Regions from separate parts of the Mus musculus genome. Here region 2 is linked to region 1. A link is a loop called in an ENCODE intact Hi-C map of the cell type or tissue named here. Cell type or tissue: heart. All regions are shown on one strand. Links, peaks and the distances in the headings refer to the core of each region. The heading gives the core; the rest is flanking DNA. Region 1 holds the start of Gm41638 (a long non-coding RNA gene). Region 2 holds the start of n-TIaat17 (a tRNA gene).

Region 1 (15,800 bases), core at 3,980-11,979:
GCTCATTTGGTTGACTCTTTACCGCCCTGCCCCCTGTGCTTTCTCAGGGAATTCTGGAGACAGGACTCAACCCTGAATGGGATTAGGAGTAAAAGGGTGGGGGTGGGGGATGGGATTTCACTGGGATCTAGGTAGGCGGTCTCCAGGTCATCTGAATGCTATTGGGTGCCTCAGGAATGGGTCGAGTAGGTGACCCATGGCCATTTTGCCTGCACAAGCTAATGTATGGGAGAAAAAAAAAAGGCAGAGAAAAAAAAGCTGGTGCTTATAGGTGTCTTTTTTTTTTTTTTTTGGGTTTGGTTTTGGTTTTTCAAGACAGGGTTTCTCTGTATAGCCCTGGCTGTCCTGGAACTCACTTTGTAGACCATGCTGGCCTCGAACTCAGGAATCCGCCTGCCTCTGCCTCCCAAGTGCTGGGATTAAAGGTGTGCGCCACCACGCCCGGCTATCGGTGTCTTTTAGAAACAATGAGAGGAAGGGGAACAGACAAGGTGCCTTAAGCTGCTGCCGCTTCTCCCTGTGGCTTAGGACTCACCTCTGGAGCTCCCACCATGGGAAGAAACAAGACCTTGACTTGGACCAGACAGGCACTGAAATGACAGCCCTGGAGGAACACATGGCTGCTGTACACATGGCTGCTCTGTTCGAGTGTGCTGGAGCCAAGGCTGGGCCTGGCCCTCTTCAGATCTGGGACGACCGTGCCTCCGCACTTATCATCTGATGTTTAAGCAACACCACCACATGCCTGAGCAAATGCAGCCCACCTCCCAAGCTTGGTGCAAGAGCTCCCCACCACGGACAGTGGGGGCTAACTGGGGTGTGGGCTATGTCTCCTCCTTCCCCCAATCTGCTGCCTCTCCACTCTCATCCGATAGCACACGGGCGCCACTTCTTTCTTCCTCTGGCATCTTTCTCTTCAGATCTGCATCTCTAACATCCAACGGGACGCACAGCCAAAGCTGAGAGGGCTCCTCTTCCCTTGTGTTCTTGTCGGTCATTTGCTGCTCAGTGGGAAGATCACAATTCTAGGATCTGTCCTTGTCCTTGTCCCCTCAAGTCAATTCATCATAAGCCACCCTACTCTCGATCACATCTGTCCCCTCATCTTTTCATCCCCTCATCTTTTTCTCATAATCTCTAACCTTACCCAGTCTTCTCCCTTTCTTTTCTTTCTTATTAAATTCCAGAAACGGAATCTAGGACCTCATGCATCTTAGGCGACTGTTCTATTACTGAGCACGTTCCCTAGCTCTCCTCTTACTTTAAAAATGTTTGTGTGTGTGTGTGTGTGTGTGTGTGTGTGTGTGCATGTGTTTGTGTGTATATGTACGCATGTGTGTGCATGTGTATACATATGTGTGTATGTATATGTGTGATAGTGTGCATGTGTAGGTATATGTATGTGTCTGTGTGTGTCTATGTGTATTGTGTGTGTGTGTCTGTGTATGGTGGGATCTCCAGAGGTGAGTGCTAAGTGACAGGGAGAAGCAGCTTGAGGCGAGCACACGTGTGTCTGCCAGAGGTCAGCAGTAGATAGCTTCCCCAATCACTCTCTACCTTTTTAATTCATCTACTTATTATTTTTGAATTATAGTCTATCCCTGAACCTGGAACTTACTCATTTGGCTTGACTGGCCGGCCAGAAAACCCCAGGGATGCTTCTGCCTCTGCCTCTGCCTCTGCCTCTGCCTCTGCCTCTGCCTCTGCCTCTGCCTCTGCCTCTGCCTCTGCCTCTGCCTCTGCCTCTGCCTCTGCCTCTGCCTCTGCCTCTGCCTCTGCCTCTGCCTCTGCCTCTGCCTCTGCCTCTGCCTCTGCCTCCCCAGTGATGGTCTTTAACCAGGGATGCTGGGAGTTAACTCATTCATACATTCATTCCTATGACGTAAGCACTTTACCAGCTGAGCCATCTCCCTAGCTCTTGCTTTTACTCTTAGATTCAGAACCTTAACTAAGTTGCTCAGACTCTTCTTCGCTTCACTCTGTAGCTCAAATAGGATTTGCACTTGTGACGTTCCTGCCTGAGTCTCCCTCGTAGCTGGAATTACAGGCCTGGACCACCATGCCTAGTTAACCTGTCATGTCTGACTGCCTGCCCGACTTTGCTGCTCTTTCCAAGAATCAGACTGGCTAAAACAGGCTAGTTCTCAAGGTCCTGGAAGGCTCCCCTCTTTTTACCTCATGTACCCCTGGCTTCTGAGGCAGAAATTGGCTTCTTCGAGCTGGCCCCATGCTTCCTCTAGCCTTCTCTCTGTCCCCTGCCCTGTCCCCCACATTCTGATACAAGCCCAGGGATCTCTGTAAGTTCAGCAATCTCCAGTCTCGCTCCCCTCTGACCTTTGGTATTCGGTGCCCTGTGCCTGCATCCATCCTGCCCAGCCCCTCTCTAGGTCCAGGCCTCCCTGCCAGCTCCCGAAAGTTCACAAGCAGCCCTGACCATGCTTCAGCTGCATAACCTCTTCAAGTCCCTCTTAAAGACTAGCTGTTCTCTGTGAGGGCTCCGTGCTTGGGGAATGTCCTTCTGACAAAGAAGGCAATGGATGAATCTGAGTGGTTGTCATCAGCCACGCCTCCGAGACTTCTTTTGAGGTCCCATTCAGGGAAGTGCTCTGGCTGGCATGCCTGGCCCTTTGCAGCTCCCAAGCCAGTTGAGATCTTTGGTTGTTGTTGATTTCTGTTTGGGGGTGCGCATGCCATACCATGTGTGAGGTGGTCAGAGGACAGCTTCGTGGAGCTGGGTCTTCTTCTCCACCTATGCATGGGTTCCAGAGCTTGATCTACCACAATCTCAGGGTGCCACTGCCTGCTAAGCCAACTCACTGGCCCTTTAAAAAGAAAAAAAGAAAAAGAAAAAGAGAGAAGTTTAGGTTTGGGTAGTCAGGCTGGTCTGGCGGGCTTGGGGATTCTACTTATCCCTGATGACAACCAAGGGGTAGAACTAAGACCAGGGTTCCCTGACCATAAGCCCTGCAAGTGTAGCTTTGGGCCTGGCCACAAAGCAGGGGCACCAACCACATCGCTATGGAAAGAGAATGGGGAAGAAATGTCTCCAGTGCCTCACTGCAGACAGCGCTGCTCAGGGCCCTGGCCACTTCTGCATTCCGTTTTCAAAGTCCCTTAGCAGCCTGCTCCCACTCTGATTGCTGGCTTTTGGTGACACTAATGCCAACACTGTCCCAGTGGATGTTTGGTGGGACCAGGCGGACCGTGTGTGCGTGTGTGCAGGCACGAGGGGCTCTGAGGCGGTTGGAAACAAAGGCCCGGAGTGAGATCCAGGGCACAGCTGAACTGCCCTGAACTCTGCTTTTTTTGTGTTCAAGGAAATGCATAATTCAAGAACCACCCACGGCCTGGCGGCCCAGCTAAGCAGGGCTGGAATGCCTTTCCCGTTAGGAATTGTTTTTTCTAGTTAGCCTGTAACCCTTCCCCTGCCGCTCCCAGCTCCCCGGCAGCTGGGGCCTGACTCTGCCTCAGCCTTCCTCAGAGATCCACTGGGAGGGATGGATACCAAGGCCGGCGTCCTGAGACATCTCCAACTCTGTCCTACTTAGGCAGATTTAGCCAGTGGGCTTGGGGACAAATTGTGGCCTGCAGTTGCTTCTCCTACTCAGAGAGGCACTAGAGACAGCCCAGGCTGCAAAAGATGGGGTCCACATGGAGGGACCCAAGAGAGGTCTGTGTGCATGTTACAGTGACTCTCTTAGGACTGTGAATGGTGTCACTGTGGGCTAACAGAATGTGGATGGGGGAGGGAGGACTTTCTCGCCCTTGTCTAAGTGTGTCAGTGGGTGCTGTGGCCACGTGCGGGGAGGGACAGCACACTCTGGAACTGACTCAGAACCTCTGTCCACCCAGCCCTGACAGCAGCCCTTGGGGCCTTCACTCCTGGAGGAGGAGGCAGTACCACGACGTGCCCCATGTTTCTTCCCTCAGCGCCCTCAGCCTCATAGATGCCGGGGTAGAGCAGTTCACCTGAGCTACACATTTTCAACCCCAGAGGGTAAGAGGTCAGGTGTGTGACCATCTTGCTCCCATCCTGTTCCCCTCCCTGACAGCTCTTTGTACTCCAGGTTAGGGACCTCCTGCTGCTCAGACAGAGGTGGGTGTGGGAGTAGGAGGCCTGAACTCTGCCTGTCTCAGCTCTCAACACTTTCCCTTAGCACCCTGCCTTTGTCTCATCCTCCGGAGGCCTGGTCTCTGGCCAAGGAGGGGTGCTGAAGGTTGACCCAGCCCCCAGCTCTCCTGCAGGGAGGAAGGTCTTGGTGGAGCTGGGAGACTCGGTCCTATGCTGACAAAGACCAAGTCTTGGACTGAGTCGCAAGCCCAAGGTCCAGGTTGGTTGTGCCCTGGGCAGCTGGTAAGATGCACAGAGCCAGAGTGAGGTCCAGCATGGCCACTGAAGATTTGGAGCAATCAAAAGCCTTTCCCCGCCAGGACAGGAATGTAGCCGAGTAGCATTTGGGACCAGGCCTGGCAGGGCTAACACGGCCCTAATTGAGGCCCTTTTAGACTTTTAATTATAAGCAATATTTTCCCAAGCTTCCTAAATTGACCGTGGAGACCTGCTGGTGTTAGTGCCTGTGCCATGAACGAGAAAGAAGGGTGGGGATAAATGGTTGTTAAAGTGTTTGCAGCAGGTTTATTTTAGTAAAGCGTTTTGGGGTGAGAGTGCTCACACAAAGTAGAGACTAAAGTCAGGTTTCTGGAGTTTGGAGGCACACGCCTGCAGGCATCATCAGACACATGGGTGGAACCTGAGCTTAGACAAACACCTGCAGAAAAGCACGCAGTGCAGACAGTTGCATAAACAAGCTGGAAATCCCTCCCCCGGCACCTGGAAGCTTCAGAAAGGAGAAGGCTGGTGGCTCCACCCACCTCTCACCTTGGCCTCCTCCCAGGCCTCTAGGCTTCGGAGGCCTTCCTAAGGCCGGCAATCAGAGCCTCAGAGCCTCACAGCAGGGTATTTCTGCTTGTGTTCAAGTCCCAGGCAGGCTCAACTGTCTGGGAAGGAACACAGAGCCTTTGTGGGGAAAGAGTAGTCAGCCTTCAGCACTCCAGGTAGTCTTGAGGCACCTTCCTGGTGAGACAGTCTAGTAGTCTGAGGAACAGCTTGTCCAAATTACAGAGGTGGAGCCCTGAGGTGCCTCCAAGAGGCACAGGGTTGCCCACCTTTCATCAGAGCTTCCAGGGCAAGCTATGGGGTTCCCACAGTGGGCCTGGCGTCTAGCCTGTCTCTACACTACTGGTCACCCGTTCTCCCTCCACCTCAGGTACTTGATGCCTTTGCTGTAACATTGAACAGTCAGTACTGGGCTCTGAAGGCGCCAGAAGCTAGAAAGAGCAGACACCTAGACAAGAGTAACTTTTCGTCTCCTCTCTGTCCTTGTTCTTCATGTTCCATACCAGTCCAACCCAGGTAGACACCAGAACCCCTCCTCTTGTCCACCGATGAGTCCAGGAATGGTCACACGTAGGGACTCTGAGAGGGAGGGAGGCCAGAGACAACCTTGCCTGCTCTAACAGACATCGTGCCAAGAGTACTCTGCTGTCAGAACAGGGTGAGACACAGGGAGCCCAGAAAGCAGACCCAAGATCTTCCAGCCAGGATTTGAGCAGAAGGAACTTTGGTGGCTGTCGCAGGCCAGACCGTTGCTATTGTCCTTATCTGGGGCTCCTGATTCTTACAACACGTCATCAACGGCCTCTGGAGTCAAGGGGCCCCGTTGTTCCTCCCCAAGTAGACCGTTATGGTTCTGCTGTTAGGGGAGGCGGGGAGGGGGTTGTCTGCTTAATTAATCATTTTGGGCCACCCTGGGAAACTCATTAAACTACCTCAGGCTGGGAGCCGGAACACTGCCCTCAAAGTCAGATAGAAGTTTCTAGTTTGTTATATTGGGATTTTGGGGTTTCTTTATTCTTTCCATTCATATGTACATGTGGGTAGGAAAGGGTGTGTGTGTGTCAATTGTGCCCTTGTATCTACCATTCTCATATGTGTGTGTGTGTGTGTGTGTGTGTCTTTGTTTCCTAGATTCAGCAAGGAACTTCCCCTGATTCTTCTTAATTACCAGCAGTGAAGACATTCAAGACGCCGGAGAGCAGAGGTCAAACCCCACCTGTTTTCCTTGCACTTCATTTTCTGGCAGTTCCCACAATAGTGTAGATAAGTTAAAGATTAAGGCAATCTTTTCTAATTAAAGTAATTAAAAAGCGGGGTGATTGTACCTTTCATCTGAAAGGGAAAATATTTACTCATTTAACTGTAGGCCCTTAAAAGCATTCAGGAGGTCTATTTGGACAAACGGATGCTCTTCCCCTCCCTCTCCCCCCCCCCCCCCCCCGCCTGCTCTCCTAGGGATCGAGCGTGCCCTAAGGGAGCACACACACACACAAACACAGAGAAAGAGAGAAAGAGAGAGAGAGAGAGAGAGAGAGAGAGAGAGAGATTGGTCTATGGAGAGCTTGGAGCAGTCTGAGCAGGGCACTCTTAAAGAGCCAGACAGGAAGGGGGAACCTAAGGTCCCAGAACCTTTGAGCCTGCTTCCTGACAAGCATAGTGGGGCAGCCTCTGGAGCCCTCGGAACTTGAGCTTGACCCAGGGTGGGGTTTTCTTTTGTTGTTGTGTTTGATTTTGTTTTGATGGAGCAGGGCCTTCTTGTTCAGACTGGACTAGAACTTACCACATAGCCAAGGCTCTCCTGGCCTTGAGCTCCTGATCCTCGAGCTTCAGCCTCAGGCTTCGAGGCGCTGACCTTCAGGGGAGACTCTGGCTCTGCCAGTGGTGTTTACCATCGCTCTTTCTTCCTGGGACAATGACCCAAAATCCCATAGCTGGGTCCTGGCTGCTGCATCCCCTTTAAGCCTCTTCCCTCTGACATGGATTGGGTTAATAGCTCTTCAGCGAGGCTGGTCAGTCTTGGATATCGTCTTCCCATCTTCCCCTGCTATGGCCCAGTGGACAATTTTTACAGTGGCCTTTTGTGCAAGGACAAATAAACACTTGGTCACCAGCAGAGTAGATATTTATGGCTCAGGCTTCTGGCAGAATGGCTTGCAGTGGTCCTCTGCTCCTAACCGCTGTTTCCTGGTGTGTGAAGCTGACCGGTCCAAGTTGAGACTTTTCCTAGATAGGGGTCTTCTCTAGTGAGGTGTGGCAGTGGAGACAGAGACAGCCTACTCCAGGAAGGGTGGTAGGTGCTTGGAGCAAGTAAAGAGTCTGGGGCGCCTAGGCTCTTTTCCACACCTAGTCTCCACTGCTAGGAGGAGATGCTTCAGAGAGGGGGAGCTCTCCCAAGTCCTCAGAACATAACAGGAAAGAAAACTCAAAAACTACCCTGGTTCACTTGTTCTCCAGCAAGGGCCTGGCTACTTCTGCCTGCCTCAAGCAAGATAGCATTTGTAGTCTGATCCATAGTCCCTAGCTGCTACCCCTGCACAAGATAACCTGCCCAGACTGTATGTGTGAGCAGATCCCGGTCTACAGTGAAGCTCTCCATCCAGGGAGCCCTGGGCAAAGAGAGGAGATGGGTGTGGAGCGCTCCCTGTGTTGTGAGCTTAGTGTCAACAGCCTATCTTTGGACTCTGGACTCTAGGAAAGCCACCCCAAACCTCCCTCTTCCTTGGCCTGCCCAAACTCTGAGCCTGGTTGTGTACTTTGCCCCTGACACACCTCCCATGGTTTCAAGCACCTACCCCCCCGGACTTCTGGAGAGGCAGATCTCATTCTGTCATTTCTCTGCCTGACAACCCACCTCTCCTTGCATGCTTGCATATGACATATCCTTACTCCCTGAAGCATCTTACTGGCCCCTGAAAGCCCAGGACTCCTGCAAACCTGTGGGCACAGGTGTCCCACTACAAAAAGGGCAAACAATTAGAGGGTGCCTGGATGCCCAGAAGCCTATCAATAGAGCCCAAGGGGTAAGCTTTTATCTTCCAGCACAATGCAATGCCTGGGTAACCCTGGCTTCCTTCCAGTGCCAGTGTTATCCGTCTGCACTGGCTCCCTCTACCCCAAAGCTGCCTCCGCCTGAAGGATCAGGGCGCTGGCAGCAGAGCCCTGGTCTCCTTCAGCTGGATTCTGGGAATTGTATTTGACCCAACCTACGCATTTGGTGATTAACTTACTCAGTGGAAACTGTCCCTCGGGGACTGGAATCCATGCTGCAAAAATAAATCCCCCCTCTGGACCAGCTTTCCCCATCTCCCTCTTTCGGCATCAGGCATCCTTCCCTGCCCCCTTTCTTTCAGCTTTTTATCTTTATTCTCCCTCCCACTGAGACCCAAACAAATCTGGTAAACAAACTGTCAGGCCACTCTCTTAAAGAGATAGCTCATGGCTGTTGCATGCTTAGCTTTCCTTCCTGCTGGTGGGCTCCAAAGGACGAGTGGGAGGCGGGATTAGGAAGTGGACCATCACTTAGGAGACTAGGAGACAGGAGAAGCTAGCCTAAGGCAATCCAGAAAACTGACCCGGCCATTTAGGGTACCTCAAGGAAGTGAGGGACCAGGAAGGAGCCACTGGGGCTATCACAATAGCAGATTCCTGGGTAGAACTGAGGGTTCAGGTGTTCTCTTTTGTTTGGAGATCAGGAAAGGCATTCTTCTTTCTGTAGTATGACTTGTAAAATCATATTTGCATGTGTAGCTCCTCCCTACTGCCCCTAGATCAAGTAAGCACATCTATGAAATGACAGAAGATAAAAGATAGTGACATTGGGGATTTGGGTCCTGGTAGTCACGGGCTGTTTTCTTCTGGACTTCATCTACTTGTATGTTGCTGTTGTAGTGACTGAAGTCGCCATGGGGTCAGTGTGTGTGTGTGTGTGTGTGCCTGTGCATGTCTGTGTATACATGTGTGTGTTTATTTCCTTTGTGCTAGGCCACTGCATTGAGAAACCTCTGCTCCAAATAAAACCCCTCTCTAACCCAAGTGAGTGTACACCTCATTGCCAACAGAGTCATCTGAGTGGGAAATCAGTCGCAGGCTGGACTCATTCTATTCCCAAAGAATGGGAGAGCTGACAGGCCAGGCCCTGAAGTCACCCGGGAATCCTGTGCAGGGTGTTTGCTGAGATTCTCCAGGCCTCGTGGCTGCTCCAAGACCAGACCTAGATCCAAGTAGTGAAGTCTGAGAGAGCACCTCCTGACAGTGCTCCCTTTAGAGTGTGACACTGCCTCTGCCCATTTCTTGCCCCCAGCATAAAGTGCCCATAGCTTTTAACCTTAATCCCCCTCCACCCCCCAATGAGCCAAATGACATTGAACCAAGGTGGCTTTTCCCCTTTAAGGGAACACAGAGCCTTTCTCACTCCCTCTTGGAACCAGGCAGAAAAATCTCCTGGTGGGCAGGATTACCCGAGGTTACTCAGTTTTCCCAAAAACAGGCCTGAAGGCTTGTGTCTAAAGCGAGTTTTTGTGTGAGCCTTTCCCAGTGATTTATGACAGATGTGGTAGCCTAGCTCGCCCTCTTCCTTCCCTTCCTGGACCAGTAGCTTCCTGTTACCTTCATTTCGGCCCCTAAGATTTCCAGGGACACAGTTTCCAAAGACGAGGAGCCTCGGTTCAGATGGCTCTGGCTTGGTGAGAGCCTAGCACATCCTTTGGGCTGGATCTGTTCTCCCAAGGTTTTCTGATCTAATGTGAGAAGCTCTTGGAGCCATTGTGACTTAGGAGAAGGGCAGCAGGAGGCCCTAATGGGTCATAAGCCAGTCTGGCCCCTTCCTCAGTTTCCTGAAGGCTCTTTCCACTGTGGATCCTGTGCCCAGCGTCCTAGTGACCCTCTGTGACCTGGGTCTGTCCTTCAGCCTCAACGCTGGCCTGTACTTTTCTGAAAGCAAACTCCTGAACACCAGAGGATGCCACCGTCGATAGATACAGGGTTTGACTTTAAGCCAGGAAGATGTGTTCCAGAATTCCCAGTAGCCCTCCTGCACACAGAAGTTCCCCCAGAGAGAAGCCACATCCTCTCAGCTGGTGTCTCTTGGAGGAGCTGGTGGCAGAGAAATGAATTTTAAATAAATCATTCTCTCCATAATGCCTTGGACGTTTACAGCTAGCATGGTCCTCTTCTTAGCCGTTTGCCGCCTCAAAAATCCCCTAGGACATAACATAAAGGTCTGCATGAAGATAAGAGTCTGCCAGTGTAGCCTTGTGGCAGTCATGGGGTCCAGGGAGGAATGGTGCTGCCTAGCCAGGTTTCCCTGGGCTGTTGGATCCCAGGCCATTTGCAGAAACCAGAAGCCTAAGTCCAGAGCAGATTCTGGGATACAACAGGCCAACAAGCAGAGCTCATCTGGGAGCCCAGCCCGTGTAGCCTCTTTGAAGAGTGCGCTAGTTATCATAGGTACGAGCTTATTGAGGGTCAGAGTTAGGGCTGGGGCTATGTTCAAGGCCACAGGGTTCAGTCCCCAGCACCGTAAAACAAAACCAAGGGCCAACGCTAGACAGGAGTGTCTATGTCTCTAACAGCGGTCTGTGGGCATCACTCGGAGTGTTCTGGTGTAGTAGAAAAGAGGCCCAAGGATCTGGATTTCCAGTAAGTTCTCAAATGATGCTAATACTGAAGGACCTGCTCTTTGGAAACACAGCTGGGAGCTGAAGAGATAGCTCAGCTGTTAAGGGCTAGGCTCACATCAACAATAAGAGAAGACAGTGGTATTAGACCATCTCTTTAAAGGTTCAGAAATCAAGGCCCTGATGTATTTCAGGAAGGAAGACTAACTCAAAGAGGTCACCAAGGGGTAGCTCGCAGAACTGGAAATCAAAGGTCTCATATCCTTGGGTTGGTAACACTCTGTTACCAGCTCTCCCTGTTGGCCGCCATGGCCTGTTAGGCACTGTCTGGAGACAGCTGTGACTTGGAAAAACAGGTTTGTACCCATAGCAGCCAGTTGGTGCTAGAAGCGGAAGTGGCATGTTTTGGCATATCCTGGCCTCCAGGTTGAAAACTGTTTATTGGAACAATTAAGAACACAGCTTCAGCGTAACCACAAAACCAAACAGAAGCCTTTATCTTGGGTAGCATGCTGTTGGTTTCCTCCTGTGCCCTGGCGGGGTGTGTGGAGTGGGCTAAGTGGGTGAGGCAGGGTGGTTCTGGGAAGGACACTAGCACCCTTCACCTACACTCCTGCTTTCCGATCAATCAGGGGAATGGGGTCAAAGCTCTTTGGTGCTCCTTGGTGTTGGTGACAGGGTAGGGGACGAGGGTGCTGGGGAGGACCCCAAGCTTTTTCATTACGGACCCTAAAGTCTCCGGAGGCCCTGGAGGCGAGTATGGGGCTACTTGTGTAATTGACTGTAAGGTCACCATCTTTCCCTGCTCCAGAGATCTTGTCCAAAGCTATCTCCCTTCCTGGCCTCAACCAAAATATGGGTAAACTCACACCCTCTGGGGCCTTCAACTGGAGGAGTTCACTGGAAGATAAGGAATATATTTGCTTATAGTTCTTGGATCTGAAGCAGCGCCCATAGCAAGAGAGCCCAGAGGCCCCAGGACCTCAACTCCTACTGAGAACTATGGTCAGGGGAGGGAATACCAAAGACAATAGCCGTCTGGCCACCCCACACCCACCAACTCCCAATCAAAGCAAAGCAAACAAACACCAGGCAGTTGAAAAAGAGTCATTCTGAGAAGTTGTTTCTGTTGACTAAACATTGGCTCAGTTGCTCCACCGATATGAGGGCCTGCCACGGGACTTCTGAGAGAGGGGCCATGTGCTGGGAGGGAAATGAGACGGGTCTGGAAAGAGCTACAACCAGAGCAGCACCAGGGGGACTGGCAGTGGTCAGCTGAGGGTAAGCCTGCCTTAGCCTCCCACTGACTAGCCAGATGGACTCAGAGAAAAAAACAAAACAAAACAAAATGCAAGCATAAGCTTCCTCCCTGAGCCCCAACCCCAAAGCTAGGAGCAGAGCTGGCCCACCCCAGTCACAGCCTGTCAATGCTAGCCATTTCACAGAGATGCGGTCTCCTGACTGTTACTGGGTGCCTATCGATCGATCAATCAATCGATCACTCTGCCTCGTTCCTGGTGCTGTGTCCTCTCGCCTTCTCTTTCTCCTTCTGGGATACAGCAATACATTTTCAGGTGTCTCTCTAACACCTGTAGAATTTATCTCCAGAATCTTAGATTTGTAAAGTCATACATCTTACTCTGGCTCCAAATGACTCACACTTGTCAATCTTGTTTCCCTGGTTACACACACACACACACACACACACACACACACACACACACACACACACACACACAGACTTCATGGAAACTTCCTAGGGTATGAAACAAGTCTCTTGCCTGTCACAGGCCCCTCCCCTCGCGCTCCACCTGGGTCTCCCTTTGTGGTTGGTGAGCGGTTTGGGCGCTGACCAGTTTCACTGATGACCCTTTTTCTAAGAGTGTGTGTCAGCAGGAGGAGGGACCCCGGAACACAGCTGGACACTTTTTCTCTGCCTCAGAGGCTGCCTTGGGTTTGTCTGAGGATGGGACGCGAGGGTTAAGGGCCTGGGAGACAGGAGATGTCTCCCTTAGGGAGTTCCTTCTCACATGGCTCTGTGATCAGTGGGTGGGGTGGAAAGGGAGTGTAGGGTGGGAGTACCATAAAACCTGTATCTCCCCCCCCCCCCCCCCCGCCTCAATCTCCTTCTCCTTCCCAGCTCCTGGCTCGGTTTTTAAAGTATGAAATAGAAGCAAAGAGAACAGCTGCAATGGCATCAGTACCAGAGAAGGAACATGGGGGTGGGAGGTGCAGTCAGGAGAAGCGCGAGTTACACAGGGAGGTGAGTGTTCAGCAGTAGAATGAAGAATTCTGCATCTTTTCAAAGCCAGGCAGTTACCTCCATGTTTATACAGACTCCCAAAGACCACCCGGTCTGGGCAGTGGGAGCAAAGACGAAGCCGGAAGCCAACAGAGGCCTCAAGGCCAGCAGCTCAATTCAGAGTATTCATTCCTCTCTCTTTCCCAGCCTCCAGGGTCCAATTCCACTCCTACTGTGGAGTCCATCCCTTCAAGGAAGCGGACAAGGGGCAGGAGCAGAGGAAAGATGCAAGAACGGAACTCTTCTCGCTTCCCTGTCCTGTGAGCATTTCCTCAGCAAATGCTCCCTATACCCTGTGCGACATCCTCCTAAACTCACACTTTGGGGAAGAGGCCAGACTGCTGGTCAGTCAGTACTAAGAACCCATCTGGTTTCTGGAGGGAGTGCTCAGCCCCGGGCCCTGAGCTTAGCTTAGCACTCTTACCTCATCCCCTCATTAGAGAGCCCTCTTAAGGTGGGAATTACCATTCCTCATTTACAGAAGAGGAAAAGATTTCAGGCCAGGAGGCCTGTTCAAACCACAGGGTTCTTAAATGGCAGAGTTGGGAACTGGCATCAAAGTCCTTTGTTACCCAACCCCACCACAATTCGCTCCAGGGGGCAGGGCCTGCCTCCCCTCAGAGGCCTTGTCCAGGGCAGGCCAGAGCAGACGCCCTGTCGCCCTGTCGCCCTGTCGCCAGGCCTGGCCTCTCTCTGTGGCAGTGTGGGCTGCTGTGACCCTGTTTCTGGAGGCTGTCATGTTTCCCGCAGGGGAGCAGCCGGTCCCTCTTGAGAGCCGAGCCCAGAGGCTAATCACCGGGGCAGGCCTGACTCCTCACCAGAGGTGTGAACATGCCTGGGTGTTGGGGCTGGAATGAAGCTGCTTTAATGGACAAGTTGGAATCCGTTTGTGAGCAGTAAATTGCCCCAGTCCCCAGGGCCATTTTCCATCATAAATTTAAACTATTTGACTTTGCAGAGCCCTAAGTGTTGAAGCCGTAGCTGGGGCATCAAGGAAGCTAATAGAACCTGTGGGGCACTAGGGCCCAACCCCAACAGAAACCCCAAGCCCTCGGCTTCTCCTGCCTTCTTACCCAAAGCTCCTTGTATGAACTGCCTCCCCATGTCTGGACCATTCCTCTGGCTGCTTCATGTCTCTCACAGCTCATTGCGTTACCTCCCCAAGGATCTACTCAAAAGTCTGTCTCCTGAGGGTGTGACCTGCACCAGTGGTTTAAGAGGTCCCACTACATGACTGCACAGTTGCATCTGTAAGTCTTGACTTCTTTCCCATAATCCCCCTGCGAGCACCTCCACTGGGTAGCCCCCACAGGAATCTCAAGCCCATTTTGTCCAACTTGAATTCAACATCTCCTAGCCCCATCCCACTGACAGGACCAAGCCCTGTCTGGAACCCCAGGTGGTCCCAGGTCCCACTTCTCAGCCCGAGAAGTCGAGTGTCTCCATTTTTTTTTTCTTCCTGTCTCTTCTCCATGAAATCGAAGCATAGGGAGGGGCATTTATGGCAAGAGCTTCCTGACTGTCAGCCTCTTCCAGTTGGTGCAACGTGTGGCCCTGAGTATCTATCCCAAAAGCTAGGCTCAAAGGATGTTGTTTCCCAACTTAAACACTCCTGGTGGCTCCTTGAAGCGTCCAAAGCATCAGTCACCCTCCACAGCCCCCGTGGACAAGGCTCCCAAGCCGGTTTGCCCTCTCTTGCTTCTTAGACCTTGCATTGCAGTTACTCTAGACTGGTGAGTCTCAACCTGTGGGTCATGACCCCTGAGGAGGTCAAACAACCCTTTATGGGGGTTGCATATCAGATATCCCGTATATTAGATAATTACTTTACAATTCATCACAGTAGCAAAATTACCTGACTCTTGCCTGCTCTTGGGACCCTTTTCTTCCTTCTGGGTTGCTTCTTCCAGCCTTGATAAGGAGGGCATGTGCCTAGTCTTATCGTAACCTGCTATGCTGTGTTTGATTGACGCCCCTAGGCCTGCCCTCTGCTGAAGGAGTGGATCTGGGGGAGAGGGGTGGTAGGAGGAGGGACTGGGAGGAGTGGGAGGAGGGGAAATGGTGGTGGTCAGGATATAATATGTGAGGGACATTGGGTTGTTTTTTTTTTTAAAGTAACAAAATTACAGTTATGAAGCAGCAGCAGCAATAATAAAATTATGAGGAATAAATAATGAGAAACTGTGTTAAAGGGTAGTCACAGCATTAGGAGGGTTGAGAGCCACTGCTCTAGACAATGCTATCTCTATCTGTCCTGTACCCTCCCTTTGTCCAAGGTCTAGCCAGACATCACACATCCAACCCAAAGGTTGGGGAAGAGCAAGGTATCTCACTACTATCACTTCTCTGTAGGTTTAACCTTGGGGCTAGTTCATTCCTTAGTCCTTGTACCTTGTTTTACCAGTCTGTGAAATGGGGCAATAGTAGCCTGGATGTTGTGTAGAGAAATCCAGACAGTTGAAAGCCCTTAGGACCGTGGCTGGCGAGTGGCCATCACTTCAGAGTGAGTCTGATGCCTCCACCAATTCCCCTAAGCTGCCCCAACCCCACCCTCGTCCACCCTGCCACGGCCTTTCTTCCCCATTCATCCTTCCATGTCTACCTGGTTCTTAGAGTAAAAGTCTTTAAGGCAACAGGATAATTGTAAGAAACACACTGGGTCAAACAAGGAGGTTAGGTCACAGCGTACATTGACAGGTCTTAACAGTAGCCAAACCCAGGGATACATAGCAGGCCCTCAGGACATGGCCACTAGCAACTGGTCATACCTCCTGGGCAGTATTCCCACCCCAAAAGTTCTGCCTTCATTTTAGATGGAAGTGAAGTGGATGGATGCAGACAGACAGAAGCTTTGTAGCTTCAAGCGTAGCTGAAACTCACTGCCCATGAGACTTATGGGTACACGCCACAGTCCAGTATAGAGAGATGAACTTTGTCTCTCTGTCTCTCTCTGTCTCCCCAATTCTAGTTCAAGCAATCTCATTAG
Region 2 (15,800 bases), core at 2,699-10,698, 98 kb before region 1:
TCAGGTTTTGTGTGACAGCGAGGAGAAAAGTGACTAACACACGTCCTATTCCTGGTGGCTGAGGACAGCTGGTTACACGTAGCGTTTCCTTAGGACCACGCCCTGTCTCCAGTGCTGCAGGTGCTTGCTTGCTCTGCTGTGGGGGCTGCAGAGCGGGTTGAGTCATGTTAGCAGCATCCTTCCATTCTTCCTACCAGACATATGTTGTTGAAATTTTTTAATCCCAATCTGGGGTTTCTCTATCACCTTGATCATTCAGTTCCTGGATAAAAGACACACAACCTTTATATTTACAATAAGCCTTAATCAGCACAAGAGCTGGGCAGATACCTACCCTCTATGCTATTAGAATCTACCTTCCTATCAATAACCCCAAGTTATTATTTACTATGTTTCATCTATGCTGCTCTTAACTCCAATTGGTCAGCCCTCAGGTTCTCCCTCGAGAACCCATGGCTTCTCTCTCCCTCCTTCACCTTCTTCTCCCTCATGGTTTTCCTCAGACCCCCAGTCCTGGAATCCTAAACCCCACCTATGTCTCTTCTGTCCAACTATTGGTTGTCAGCATCTTTATTTACCAATGAGAAATAACTTGGGTGCAAAGTCACTGGGTCTACACTCAGACTTTCTCTCAGGGAACCAGGTCTTAGGGGCTTGCACTTAGCCCTACAATACACAGCAAAAGACCAAACCTCAAAAGACTTAGGCAATTCTCCCCATGTTTCTGGGAGATCAAACTGCCATGAAGGGAGAACCAGATGTGTGTGCTGGCCACGAGAGGCTCAAATGTCCATACTTGCACCCATTACTGGGACAAAACCAGTAGTAACCAGCAGACGTTGCTTGGATCTGGTGTTTCCAGGTTCCCAGACTTTTATTCAAGAAAACTAAAATAAAGGCAGAAACAAATTGCAAAGAAGCAAAGGAGTTTTATTTCAAAGCAAAGCAATAGTATAGACCAGAAACATCCTGTCAAGAGTGATAGGGGACACTATCTATCGATCGATTTATCTATCTATCTATCTATCTATCTATCTATCTATCTATCTATCTATCATCATCATCATCTATCATCTATCTATCTATCTACCATCTATCTATCTATCTATCTATCTATCTATCTATCTATCATCTATCTATCTATCTATCTATCTATCATCATCATCATCTATCTATCTATCTACTATCTATCTATCTATCTATCTATCTATCATCTATCTATCTATCTATCTATCTATCTATTATCTAACTATTCATCCATCTATTTATCCATCTATCTATCCATCTATCTATTATCTATCTACCTATCATCTATCTATCATCTATCTATTATCTATCTATCTATCTATCTATCTATCTATTATCTATCTATCTATCTATCTATCTATCTATCTATCTATCTATCTATCTATCTATCTTATATGTAAGTGTTTTGCCTTCATGCATGGATGTACACTACTTGCCTGCCCAGTTTCCTCATCAAATCCCTTGGGACTGGAGTTGCAGATGGTTGTGAGCCATCATGGTGCTGGGAACTGAACCCTGATCCTCTACTAGAACAGCAAGTGTGTTCAACCACTGAGCCATCGCTCCAGAACATCCCCCACCCCCATATTCTATCATTCCTGACTCTTCATGACATGGTTCCAAATGATCTTGATAAGAGTAAATGTGTGTGGAATCCTGGGGTCCAAGGCACCCTGAGGAGTGTCAACACTGACATTTTTTTGTGGCTCAAGTGTTGTGGATGAATTTATATTTGTTACCTACAATGAAGAAAACTGAGAATATCTATGAGATGCCCAAAGTTATTTAGTCTCTCTCTCTCTCTCCCTCCCTCTCTCTCTCTCTCTCTCTCTCTCTCTCTCTCTCTCTCACACACACACACACACACACACACCACATACCCCCACACACCCACCATATATTCTACTAGTAAGTAATACTAAAAGAATTTCACATAAATCCGAGGAAAAGACCCAGACACATCAAAGAATCTAAATGAACAGAAGAAATTTAAAGACGACACTGAACAAAAAATGCTCAGCACCCTTAAATCTACTTTCTGTTTTTCCCTGGCAACATAGTTTCTTCTGCATACAAAACAGCACACACTGCAAGGAGAAAGACAGCTCAGGTCTGTGAGCTCAGGGAACTTGTGGTTAGATGACCTTGGGAGTTCATTCTGGACTTCACAAAGATTTCTTGTATTTTTTTTTTCCCTGATAGTTACAAAATTCCTAGCTCCCATAAGTGGGAGGGTAAGATAGAATGGATCATAACAAGGCAGATAGCAAGAAAACTATCATACACCCAGAGGAACTGCCGATCTGAAGGTCTAACACCAAGTATTGACGAGTCTAAAACTAAAACTCAGTCTTACTGGCAGGAGTGGACGCTCCCTCCAGCATCTTCTGGGATCCGGAGCTCACAGGTAAAGGTGGCCCACTGGGTGGCAGAGAAGTTGGCTAAAGGGCTTCAGGCTAAAGTTGCTAGCATGTAGGCAAATGTGCTGCCTAATCTTAAGTGGGAATCCATGTACTGTCTGCTGAGCTGTAGGAGCCAGAAGAGAAGCATTGGACAGAGGGATAACAGCCCCTGCAGTGGCCTCTAGCACCTATATTGACAGGGCCAGACAGTGGCAGAAGATGACAGAAAACCACTGTCATCTGGGTCCAGTTCCAGGGCTGCAGAGCAGAGGACAAGCAGAGGAGGGATAACTTCCTGCCACTCCCATCTTCTGTGTCCTCAAAACACTCAAGGAGAGTTTTCCTGAATCATGTCTTTTTATGCATTGATTGTAAGAAATAGGGTGACCAGTAACTGATTAGGGTGCCCAGTGACTAGGGTTCAGATTGTCTGGGACAGTCACAGTTGGTGCTCACTGGTCTTTCACCCTCAGAACGATCCCCCTTTGAAGCCGGTCTATGTGGTATCAGTTTCTGTCAAGCCCTCCCACTGATAGGAGCTAGGGATTTTTGTAAGTATCAAAACAACGACGACAAAAATACAAGAAATTTTTGTGAAGAATGAGCATACAAGTATCCTGTGCTCACAGACCCTGAGCCATTTTTTCCCCTTTGTATGCAAAAGAAACTAATTTGCAAAAAAAAAAAAAAAAATCAAAGAAGTAAACATCCAAAGAGATGCATCATTGAAAACTGTTAGCCGGGCGTGGTGGTGCATGCCTTTAATTCCAACACTCAGGAGGCAGAGGCAGGCGGATTTCTGAGTTCGAGGCCAGCCTGGTCTACAAAAGAAAACTGTTCTTTTACCTAAAAGAATTACTTTAATAAGTAAATATAAAAATTATAAGTGACATGATGGTACAGTGTCATAGTACTATGTTAGAAAGGTGCTATTTTCCTATTAACAATATATGAAGTAGCAGTAGATTTTTTACAATACAGCATAGTTTAAACAGCATAGTTTAGATTGGACAGTTCTATTTGTTCACAGGTATTTTGTATCTATCGGACAGCACCAGCTATGAATCTGTTGGGTCAATGGTTATGTGCATTTAAAACTTGATTAGAGGAGCTGAAAAGATGGACCAATGGCTAAGGGCACTGGCTGTTCTTCCAAAGAACACAGGTTGGATTCCCAGCACCCACAGCTACCACTAGGCTCACAACCATCTGTAACTCCAGCTCCAGAGAATCTGATGCCCTCTCTGGTCTCTGCAGGCCACACACATATTTTATACGGACACACATGCAGTCAAAACACCCATACATATACAATATTTAATAATTTAAAAAACCCAGAAGTATCCATTTTCCCATATTTCTGTCAACACTGGGTGTTACCGGTTTTTTGAATTTGTTACTATCTGACTAGCTTTCAGCAATTCTTCATTTTGGTTTCAATACTAAGGGAAACATGCTCCCTCGATTCGCATTTCCTCCACTCTGTAATCTGCTCATACCTGCATGAAAACTCACTGAACTTCACCTTGGACTCTCCATCTGTCTCAAGAAGATAAAGGGTCATGTGCTTACACGGCGCTGTGGGGGATCGAGAACCACGTGGGTAGGAGGGCACTTAAGCCCAGACAGACAAACAGAGAGCATTGGAAAGACTTGAGGATGGCTCACCCTGTCCCAGGTAGCAGCTTGTGATGTTCTTTTAAGAAACATAGTATTTATTTTCATTCTATTTTTAAAATTTATTTTTTTATTGATGTGACCGTGCACATGTCTCTGTGTGTACATGCTACATGTGTGTGAGTGCACATGGATGTTACACTCAAGCTCTAGCTCCTCTGCAGCTGGAGTTACAGGGGGTTGTGAGCTGCCCAGTGTAGGTGCTAGGAACTGAACTCAGGGTCTCTGGAAGACAGCAAATGCTCTTAACCTCTGACCCAACCTTCCAGTTTCAGAGAAAAATGGTATTTAAAGGCTGCTTTTAAAGGATGCTTAAAAACCAGGTTCTGTGCTGTATGCCTGTAATACCAGCACTTGGGAGGCAGAGGCAAGAAGATCAGGAATTCAAGACTAGTTACTGCTACATACTGAGTTTGAGGCCAGCCTGGGCACCACGAGAGCAACCAACTGACTAGCAAAAACAAAACCCCTAAAAATAATCTTGAAGCCCTTCCAATTAAGACAGAATTGTCCTGGACGCTCCTGGGTGGGTGTGACTGGTACCCACAGCAAGTCTCTGACACCAGCTGTCTGTCCATGATGGCTGCTCTGGGGCTCCTTGTGCGGAATTTGGCTTCTATTCAGCAACATTTATGCTTAATACATAATCGTAATGAGACACTGGCTAAAAATAAGAAATATAAAAAATCTGATGAAATAAAGCAAATGAAGACCATAAAATGGTAATTCCATAAATTCAAATCAAGATGATCCTCATTCACCAGACTCCCAGATTGCATCCCAGCTAATCAAAATGTTTGTTTGTGAGGCTCATCACAGCGCCTCTCGTGTAGCAGAAACCAAAGCCATGAAGAGAAAGTACAGTGGCCATTACATGCTATTTGGCCTTTCATTGTCAGAAATAAAGACAGTCATAGTCCCGTCTTGTAATTTTCTGGATTGCACACGTGCACAGGGCAATTGAAACCTTTCCAGTTCATCTCACCATTTAAACACAAAACCATGAAAGTTAAAAAAAAAAAAGAAAGAAAGAAAGAAAGAAAGCAAGAACGAAAAAAAAGCCAACTTTTTTTCAGTGCAAAAGGCGTAAATTCCAAACATTCATTTAAGAAACAGTTTTTGTCTATTTCTGTTGCCACAATGAGTCATTACATTTCATACATTTTAATATACAGTACATTCATCCCTATGCCAAGATGAGATGTTATTTTAAAACTTATCTGCTAACACAGCATGCTTTTCCCTTGCCTTACATAATTAAACATTTTGTTATTTGGTATATGGAAAAGAATGAGACTCTTTACATTATAGGCATTGCAAGGTTTAACTATCCTTGCTTCTAGAAAAAGTTTATTTTATTTTATTTTAAAAATCAGTTTTATTATGTAACATATAATAATGCAAATTATTTCAAGGCAATGGGGTAGGTGGCTTGGCCTGTAGAACCTGCACTCTGAAGGCAGAGGCAGGAGAATTCCGAATCTGTGGCCAGCCTTGGTTACATGGTGAGACCACGTCTTAAAAAATTAACTTCAGTGTGTTGGCAGGAGTCATGTGGGGAAATACTCTCCAGTCAGGATTCCTGGATTTAGAGATAAGGAAACTCAAGAGACGTGAGCCCCCTCAGACGAATAAAGACCAGTGAGAACCTTGGGTGAGGCTCCTAGTTCCCTGCTCTCTGGAGGCAGTCTGAAAAGGGAGGACAGACAGTCTGCGGGGCTCAGGACGTTTTCTCCTGAGCTCCTGGCTCCCGCCTCCTGCTCCTGTCTAAGCATCACCCCATCTAGTTTCCTCCCCGAGAACCTCAGTCTCTTTAGGACCTAAACTATTTATGTTCCCTTTTTGAGGTACCACTTTTCCTGTAAACACTGAGATGCCCACTATCTGCACACATATGTACACATACTGGTTGATCCTCCACTATCTGCTGAGCTTATAAAACAACAGATACGGGAATGGGGGGGGGGGGCGGGAGACAAATTCTCCTTTATCACCCCTCCCTCATTGGTCTCCTTCCTTAGTATCCTTCCTGATATTTTTTCCCTTTTTAAAGATTTATTAATTTTAAAAATTATGTACATGGATGTGTCTGTGTATGCCGTAGATTCCCCCTGGAACTGGAGTTAAGGAGGATTGTGAGTCAGATCGAACCCGCATTCTCGGCAAGAGCAGAACTTCTAACCTCCGAGCCACCTCGGCAGTCTCTCTACTCGTATTTCCTTTTTCTTTTCTTTTTTCTTTTTTTCTTTTCTTCTTTTGGTTTTTCGAGACAGGGTTTCTCTGTATAGCCCTGGCTGTCCTGGAACTCACTCTGTAGATCAGGCTGGCCTCGAACTCAGAAATCCTCCTGCCTCTGCCTCCCGAGTGCTGGGATTAAAGGCGTGAGCCACCACAGCCCGGTTTAACCTCGTATTTTCTTAAAGCACGGTGGTTTTACTTTCTGTAAATTTGAGGACAGCCTGGTCTACAAAGTGAGTTCCAGGACAGCCAGGGCTATACAGAGAAACCCTGTCTCGAAAAACCAAACCAAACCAAACCAAAAAAAAAACCCAAAAAACCAACCAACCAACCAAACAAACAAACAAACAAAAAGAAAAAGAAAAAAAGGGGAAAAAAAAAAAAAAAGAGGAATGAGGGCTCACAAAGTGCGTGTGGCCCAGGAGTCCTAATCTGGGCCTTGGTCCAGGGTTCCGATTTTCTGGTTTTAAGAAAGAAAAGCTATTCTGAGTTTTCTAGCTCTTTTGGTTTTAAACGTTGGAACTTTTAGGATGGGAAGAAGGGAAACACTTGCAGCTTGGACCCCCGAGGACCCTCGGGATGAGAAGCCCAGCCAGGTTCCGCTGCCCACCCTCGCGCCATCGGAAGGGCGGGCCGGGGATCCGGGTTCGCTTCCTCGAGCGGACGGGAGCCGCACGGTCGCTCTGTCCGCCCCTGCCAGGCCCGTCTGCGCGTGCGGGAGGCTGGGCCGGCCGGAGCGGAGCCTCGCGGAGGACGCCGCCTCTCCCCCGCAGGCTCGGCCGTGCGAGCCCGTTCCCTCACACTCTCCCCGGACCCTTCGATCCCCGGGCACTGGCTTGTTGCCCTGAGTCCGGTCCGCAGTTGCGGGAGGCTGGGGTAAGAGCGGCGTCCACAGGTGGCAGATGCGCATGCTCCACCGACGCCTTGCCGGGTCTGATAGAGCCTTCGCAAGGCCGCCACAGCGGAGCTCCAGTGGCGCAATCGGTTAGCGCGCGGTACTTATACAGCAGTACATGCAGAGCAATGCCGAGGTTGTGAGTTCGAGCCTCACCTGGAGCACGATCCTTTTGGAGCTAGGCTTTACTGTTATTTTATATTTGTATCGGAAGGCGTTACGCTCCCTTTAGTCTCCTCGCTTTCTGTCTCAGCCACAGCGGAAAACAGCTCACAGTGAAGCTTTGCACTTGGTTTCCGAGCAGCTCTGTAGCTACTGCGCAGCATTCAGCAGTGAAACCCAGTCGACTGCCTACTACCTTTCCTGGTCCTTAGGCTGCTGTTTAAACAGCATCAGGACCTGGGATGCAGACCGAGGTCCCCGAGGCTCTCTGATGCCGGGCGGCTTCCTGCGAGCGCGGAGTACACAGTAGCTCCCGCCCCTGCCTCCGCCAGAGCCCGGATCCAACCCACTGCTTCCGGGTGGCTCCCCAGGACTAAATGGACTAGGAGTGTGGGACCCTAGGTGAGGGAACTGCTCGATTCCCTGGCATTAGCCCCCTCCCACCCCGCCTGTAGCTCGCTCCTCCCCCCCTCCCCCCAGCCTCGGCAGCCCTCCCCCATATCCGGTTCAAGGCACCCTGCCCTCCTCCCGCGTTTGCAACTGGGGACAAATGTCCGGGAAATTTCCATTTTCCCTTCCTAAAGCCCTGCTATCACTCTGGAATGGTGGCTACCAGAAGAGCCTCTTATCTTCTCAGCTAGCTCAAGATCCATCCTAGAGTGACGTCAGGAGTCCCTCAGCTCACCTAATCCTCACGCCCAGTGCCACACCCTCCCATACCTTCCGCTCACTAACTCCAGCTCAGGAGGAGGGAGGCTTAGTTCCTCTTAAGAAATCCATTCGGAGCCTGGAAATAAATGTAAGCGCTGTGGAAAGTAAAAGGTTTGCTTATTCAAACAAGCAAACAAACAAATGGGGTGGAGAAATGACTCGATGTTTTAAAGTGGGCACTGCTCTAGTCTGCGAACCAGTAATTCAGTTCTCAGCAGCCCCATGGGGTTGATCGCTGTAACTAACTCATCTCCAGGGGACCTGCTGCCGACCTCCTTAGGTACCAGCACTCAAGAGCAAGGGCACACACGCACACAATTAGAAATACATCCTTAAAAGAAAAAAACAATTGAGATGCATGGCACCAGACGCACCGGGAGGCTAGATGGCAACTGAGAAGAGTTAGCGTCCCTCTTTCCACGTTTAAGTGGGTTCTGAGGAGACACTCGGGCGTGGAATTCAAGCCCTTGGGTTTGCATGGAAATGCTTTTACTAGTTAAGCCATCCCACGGGCCACGAAAGCCCCACTGTGTTTCTTTCATGAGTAACTGATATTGTGCTGTACAGATCATCTTTATTCCTGAAAAAGAGTTAAGAGGACAAACAAAAAACCCAGCATTTCCAAAACAAAATTTTCTGAAAAATCCTTTTTCAAACGAGAAGTGAGAAATCATCAGATTTGCCAAGTGTAAGTTTCTGACCCTCAGTCCGTTACTCCCTGCTGTGTCGTGGATTTGAAATACCTCCTCAGAGCCAGGACTGCCAACTGATGGGTTTGGGGGAGTGACTGGATGAGGGGACTCAGATCTCTTAGTCAGTTGCTGGTTCTTACCTGAGCCATGGGGGGGGGGGGGGGGGGGACGGGACGGAGGTGTTGGAAGGTGAGAGGCAGCTGAGGAAGTGTGTTATTGGTGGTGTGTCCTTCTGGACTTTACCCTTTCCCCGTTTCCCAGCCACCATGAGCTGAGCACCGTCCTCTGCCACACACTCCCATCTTGCCATCTACAGAGGGCAGTGCAAACCAGCTAGCCAGTCAACAACCTTCGACTGTGAGCCATTTCCTTCCTTGGGCTGAGTTTTTCTCCGGTATTTGTCACAGTGACAGAAGGGGACTACGAGCAAGCACAAACCCCTGACAGATTCCTTTGTCCACTGTGTAGAAGGACTCCGGTGTAAAAGCTCAACTCTGATTTGCAAGCTCTGCTCCATAAAGACTTTCTTGAATGTTTTATTTATTTTCTATATATGGGTGGTCTATCTGCATGTATGCCTGCATGATAGAAGAGGACATTGGAGCTTATTAAAGATGGTTGTGAGCCATCATGTGGTTGCTGGGAATTGAACTCTAGACCTCTAGAAGAGCAGGCAATGCTCATAACTCCTGCTTTATTTTTTTTCCAGCCCACTTGCTTTATCTTTAAGGCAATCCATTCCATTTTTCTAACAACGTTTAGGACCAAAACATTGTGTGATTTTTTTTTCCCCAGGGGAGATAAAATTTGGTCTGCTACCCCTCTGGGCACTAACAGACCAAACAATCCCATCAAAGTCCAAAGTCCACTGGCAAACCAGTGGGTGTATCTGGGTTCCTTGTGGCACTGTTGTCTTAGTTAGGGTTTTACTGCTGTGAACAGACACCATGACCAAGGCAAGTCTTATAAAAAACAACATTTAATTGGGGCTGGCTTACAGGTTCAGAGGTTCAGTCCATTATCATCAAGGTGGGAGCATGGCAGTATCCAGGCAGGTATGGCACAGGCAAAGCTGAGAGTTCTATGTCTTCATCCAAAGGCTGCTAGTGGAAGACTGACTTTCAGGCAACTAGGGTGAGGCTATTAAGCCCACACCCACAGTGACACACCTATTCCAGCCAAGTCACACCTATTCGTACAAGGCCGCTCCCTGGCCCAAGAATATACAAACCATCACTACTGTGGATGGCTCAGAGGCAAACTAACTGTACAGTAGGGTCGTAGGCCCTTGTCCACTCTGCCACAGGGCAGAACTCAGAGAGTTTGACTGTGCTTACCCCATGCCAGGGCAGGTGCTGGGCTGTAGGGAGGCATCGCTCCAGGGTGGGAAAGCGCAGTCTGAGATGTGAGAAAGCTGGAGCTGGTTCAGGGGTCCCTGGGCCTGAGACAAGGCAGAGGTAGAGGGGTTCTCAGGCTCTTAGACATCCAGGCGCCCTGGGAGTTGCAGAAGAGAGGTGTCCAGCCCGTAGTGGAGGGTGGGTGAGGGAGGGGAGCTCCAACTTGTCCCATGGGGATGATTGTCCTTAGCCTGGCAGCAAGCTTGGTGGCAGTTGTGGCTGGGAGCCCAGAGAGGCCTTCTCCAGGAGACTAGGCTGTGGCTCTGTAGGCGAAGGCCTTCTTCATGGCACCCCACAACAGGCAGATCTTGATGAAAAGAGTCAGTCCATGGTTCTAAACAGTTTATTGTCATGGTGGAAAATGAGTGTGTAAACCGTACCCACTTCTCAGGGTGGGCCCGAGATTAAATGCCTTTTGCCAGAAGGGATGTCTGGGAAGGGAAAGCTCATTGGCTGAGCCCTCTGGGCCTCTAGGTACCTCATTAGAATGGAGAAGTCTGTTTGGGGCCTACATGACCGTAGGACATGTTTCTTTTATGTGAGAAGCATGGCACATGTTTCAAGTCAGGAGTCTAGCAGGGAGCTGGAGTCACCTGAATCTCAGACTCTAGACTTGCTTTATCTTCCCAAACTTTCTGGAGTGGTTTTACGTCCCACACCCACCTCAGCCTGACTGACAATGGGCTATTGCCCTGGGGCTCTCTGGGAAAGGGCAGGAAGTCAGTGAGTCCGGCCCCTCCCCTCAGCAATTGTGACTACGCTTGAGCAGTCGTACTCCTTGGGCTATGGACAGGGCCTTGGGAGGCTTATGCGTCCCAGAGGCTTCCCGAGACAGCTCAGTTTTGTTCATTTCTTGGGTCTTACATCCCTCCCGGAAGGGATGTTTCAATTCTGAGGAATATTTGCTCCACCACAAATATTCTTCTGAGATATGCATCTGCCCCTTCTGCTTACAGTTGGCATGGACAGTGGCTTCTCGAAGTACTTTCTGGTCAGATAGGGAGCAAAACTAGATGTAACCTAGAAATCCAAAGTAAAATATCTTTATCAAAGAAAAGAAGCAAAGGGCAATCAAAGCAAAGAAGAAGAGGAGGGGGGGGGAAGGGAAGTCGAAAGGGGAGGAGGAGGAAGAAGAAGAAGAGGAGGAGGAGAAGGAGGAAGAAGAAGAGGAAGAAGAGGAAGAGGAAGAAGAGGAAGGGGAAGAGGAGGAGGAGGAAGAAGAAACCCTTAACGGATTAGAATATATGTAGTCCGACTAATTTTACAGTGGTGATAGTAGGGATTCTTAGGGTTTTGTGAGCAATGAAATCAAGAGTGTGAAATGGTTCAGTAAGGTAAAGAATGCTTGGTACTCAAGTCTGGCAACCTGAGTCTGACCCTGAATTCAAGGCAGAAGGAGAAAACCCGGGCTCCCAAAAGTCATCTGAGCTCCATAGGAACACCGAGGCACATGCATGCCTCTCTCTCTCTCTCTCTCTCTCTCTCTCTCTCTCTCTCTCTCTCTCTCGCTCTCTCTCTCTCTCTCTCTCTCTCTCTCTCTCACACACACACACACACACACACACACCCCTATACATACATACATACATACATACATACATACATATTGAGTTTTGAGTGTGGTGGTCTGAATATACTTGGCCCATGGGAAGGGGCACTATTAGGAGGTGTGGCCTTGTTGGAGTAGGTGTGAGCTAGTTGGGGGAAGTTTGTCATTTTGAGGTCCTATGCTTAAGCTCCACCCAGGGCAGAAGAGACCCTCCTCCTGACTGCCCGCGAAGACAGTTTCCTGACGGCTGCCTTTGGATCAAGATGTAGAACACTCAGCTTTTTCTCCAGTATCATGTCTGCCTGGATGCTGACTGGAACACCAGGCTTTAGTTGGATAGGTGTTTCTTTGGGCCTTTGGAAAAGCCGCGCGTGGCGGCCACACGGTGGCACTGCGTCCCCGCCCCAGAAGTTTTTCCTTACAGTGGGGCTTAGGCCATTGATTGGGATTCCATCCTCAGCCTGCAGGGCTACCTGGGGCCCCTCTGTATCTTTAACATGGACTCAGACCATTTTTTCCCAGCATTCCCAAACACAGCACCAGGGAAAGCAGAGAGCTGCTCCCACACACTCTGTTAGCCAAGCATAGGCTTGGGTTAGGAGAACCAGATCAGAGCAGGAGAGTTCCCAAGTCCTGAGGACCCAATTAGATGAAAGTACAGACTGGATTTTCTCCCCGTGTCTCCACAGCTGACCACAGGCTGTCTTTGTGGGCCACAGGAGTGGTCCCCATGTATACACTCACTGTATACACATTGGGAAAATTGTTTTCAGATGTTTATATAGGAAAGTCCAAGGGCCTAGACTGGGATCAGCCTCATCAAAATCAATTTCACAGGAATAAAATTTCAGCCTTATTCACGGGTCAGACCATATCTACTTGTGATCTTTAGCTGCTTAATGGTTGCCCTGGCCTGCGATACGAAGTTAGACTAGAGAACTGGGTATGCAGCTTAGTGGTACAGCACTAACTGCTGTATGCAAAGTCACCGGGTTAATCCCTGGTACCGGAGGATAGGTATGTAGGTGTGTGTATATCTGAATGCAAAGGCCACAGCTTAGTTCTTCAGAACTTTCTAGAATAGACCTCCCCAGGGTATCCTTAGCCCCTTAGCATGGAAGAGGTTATCAAAGCACCCCGGAGAGCAGGTGATCGTGGGAAAGAGGGATGAGGGGTAAAGGGGGGGATTGGGAAGGGTGACGGAGGACAGGAGTCACTAAGGACACTGCCTTGACTTTATAGCTCTGTCTTCTTCTAGTCTCTGGACTGAGGACTGAGGCAGAGATTCCCCTGTGGACAATTTTTTTTTGCCCCTCCACAATACTGAATTTTCGTTCTATAGCTGGGTCTGGCGGCTCATGTCTATAATCTCAGTACTTGGGATGCTGAAGGCAAGAAGATTGTTGTGAGTTAGTTTAAAGCTACTCTAGGCTACACAGTGAGTTCCAGATAAGCCTAGGCTAAAGGATGAGACCCTGTTGCCAAAAAAAAAAAAAAAAAAAAGAAAAAAAAAAGCAAAGATAAATAAATAAATGAAATATTTCGAATTCACCAACTGGTCACGTAAGTCAATTTAAATGCCACTCTGTCAATGGCAAAAGAGGCACCTCGTTGGTGATGTTCTTGTATCAGTCAGGGCCAGAGCAGATGGCAGGCCTTTCTTTATCCTAGCTTGATGTCTGGCTAGGTGGCCAAAGCTGTCTAGGACTCATAAAAATCAAATCAAATCCAGGCAGCGCAGTGTGGGAGGAGGCAGACAGACAGAGACCTTCAGACTGCCGTGCCACCCACAGACCTGACCTCCAGTGTACAGAACAGGTGGGCCACAGGTACCCGCTTACCTCCACGCTACACACTAAGAATAGAGAATGCCACCCAGGGGCCAGCCTACAGCAGGAGCCACCGCAATGTGCAAGTCTGTGGTGGTCAGAGGGGAGAGAAAGAGAGCGGAGCAGCTTGAGCATTATGAAGAGATGGAACTGGAGACTGGTGGAGAGGAGGAGCCTGCTGTGAGTGGTCAGCCCTGCCACCTGGGGCCATGGTGAGGGCCTAGCCTGAGCTGTCACTGAGGACCACGTCTAGGTCCACAGCTATGCAGTGACAGGGGTCAGCATTGACATCTGTGGTTCATATGACCACTACAGAGCATCGGGATGTCCGGGCAGCCACTGGGAACTGCATGGATGTCTGGGGACGGTGCATAATCGGCCCCATTTCTCACGCTGGAGAACTGGCCCCATCTCTCATCTGCATCAGCACTTAGGAGAGCAGGCCCTGAGCCTTGCCCAGGCAGCACAGAGAAGCTGGTCCTGGTGGCAGGGGTGTAGGTGAACTGGCCCCCACAGCATACCTATGGGAGAGCTGCTGTGGGGTGGCATGGGCACAGAGATGCTGCCTCCACCCTACTCCCACAGGGTCATGAGCTCTGGAGAGCTAGCTCGGTCCCTCACCAGCTGCAACACTCGGGAGACTGGGTCCCGTTCCTTAATGGGACAGAACAGCAATGCTGACCTGGGGATCAAGTAGGTAGGTTTGCCAGCTCTGAGGGCAAAAGCAGAGGACAGCTGGCCCCACCACTTGTCTGCTGTGAGATGGCATGGGTACAGGGGTGAGGCCTTCCTACCTTTGTCCCTCACCACCTGCAGCAGTTGAGTGATCTGGCTTCAGGGTCATGAGAGAGGAAGCATTTGGGAGAGAAAACACTGCGTCTCTCCTGGGCAGCACAGAAGGGCTGGCCCTGGTTGGGGGGTGAGGGGTGGGGAAATGAAACAGACCCAAGGGTATGAGCCCAGGAGGGCTGGCCCTGCCATGAGGTGGCATGGGTGAGGAGTGATGTCGCCCCCACCTCCTGCCACGACATGTGGCAGTCAGGACAACTGGCCCTGAAGTCATGAGGGTAGGTAGGTGAGCTGGCCCTGTCCCTCACTGGCTGTAGTACTTGGGATGGTGGCCCCACATCTTGGCTGGACAGCACAGTGGCGCTGGGTGTGGGTGAGCCAGTCCTGACAGCAGGAGAGTAGGAGAACTGACCTTGCCTCCTGCAGATGGTGGCACAAAGCGGGTCTAGCCAGAGCAGTGCTGGAGAGCTTGCCCTGGTCATGTGGATAAGGGAGAGCCAGTGGGCTGACTAGTTCAGCTACCACCCAGGCTCACCCCCAAATCTATACCATCTGTAAATGGTTGGGATGTGTGAAAGGGCCAGTGCTGCTGTTCCAAAGCTGCAGGATCTCCATGACACAGGGCAACAACAGGATACCTGGGAGGAGTCCCAGTGAGGATCCAATAGTGATGGCGTCACAGAAGCCAGAGACCTCGAACCAGACCAATGACTCACTGCAACGAATATTTGCAAGTGACGATGTGTGGACAGAGGGACACACTGTGGGACATACTGCTTCCTCGACGAGATGGTTTTATGCTTTGCTTTCATTGTTGTTGTTTGTTTGTGTTTTATTTGTTGGGGGGGGGTTGCAAGGGTGAAGGCAGAGATGAGGGGACAGGAAGATATGGTGCAGGACTGGGGTACATGATGTGAAAGTCAATGATTCAACAAAAAGTTTTAAAATCAACTTAAATGTTTGATTTGTATTGAAAATGCCATTTTTAAAAAGATTCAACTATTTTAGTTTTTGCGTGAATGTTTTGCTTGCATGTATTTATCTATTCATATACATGTACCATGTGTGTACAGTGTATACAGAAGTCAGAGGAGAGTGTCAGATCCCCTGCAACTGGATTACAGATGATTGTGAGCTACTATGTGGATGTTGGAAACTGGATCTAGGCCGTCTGCAAGAATAGCAAGTGCCCTTGACTTCTGAGCCATCTCTTCATGCCCTTAAAATGATATTTTCACTCACTAGGCAATGCAAAGAGATTCAAATTTCAGTGTTCAAAATAAATATCGTTAGTGTGTTTTGTTTTTGTTTTTGCATTTATATATAAACGTGAAGGGCTGGGGTGTAGCTCAGTTGGCTGAGTCCTTTGATGCCCAGTACCACATCAAGCTGGGCATGGTGTGATCTTGGTACTTAGACTAAGTACTCAGGA

Evidence for each region. Hi-C counts contacts between places; a loop is a spot of excess contacts. Peaks named below come from ENCODE experiments on the same cell type or tissue, not always from the same donor. Only the 100,000 strongest peaks of a DNase experiment are listed, where the experiment ranks them.
Region 2: it touches region 1 in a loop (2.1-fold over the local background); 4 of 42 quality-filtered maps call a loop at or near these places.

What each region holds. Positions count from the first base shown.
Region 1 is chr17:83,951,315-83,967,114 of GRCm38, forward strand. It overlaps Gm41638 (a long non-coding RNA gene), which reads right to left and starts at 9,623. Exons shown (of 2, transcript XR_003952366.1): 1 at 9,503-9,623; 2 at 1-2,822. Gm35229 (a long non-coding RNA gene) reads left to right here and starts at 2,813. Exons shown (of 4, transcript XR_385830.4): 1 at 2,813-3,670; 2 at 3,853-4,009; 3 at 5,268-5,555; 4 at 6,029-6,114. Gm35457 (a long non-coding RNA gene) reads left to right here and starts at 12,661. Exons shown (of 3, transcript XR_385836.2): 1 at 12,661-14,064. In heart, for the core only: no CTCF peak of the experiment used is centred there; DNase peaks (open chromatin) are centred at 4,157, 5,667, 6,067, 8,077 and 6 weaker places; H3K27ac peaks cover 6,541 bases.
Region 2 is chr17:83,854,634-83,870,433 of GRCm38, forward strand. It overlaps n-TIaat17 (a tRNA gene), which reads left to right and starts at 7,311; the gene lies at 7,311-7,403. It overlaps Gm35125 (a long non-coding RNA gene), which reads right to left. Exons shown (of 3, transcript XR_877036.3): 3 at 9,905-11,221. In heart, for the core only: no CTCF peak of the experiment used is centred there; DNase peaks (open chromatin) are centred at 5,816, 7,168, 7,858 and 10,268; H3K4me3 peaks cover 2,244 bases; H3K27ac peaks cover 1,650 bases; H3K27me3 peaks cover 413 bases.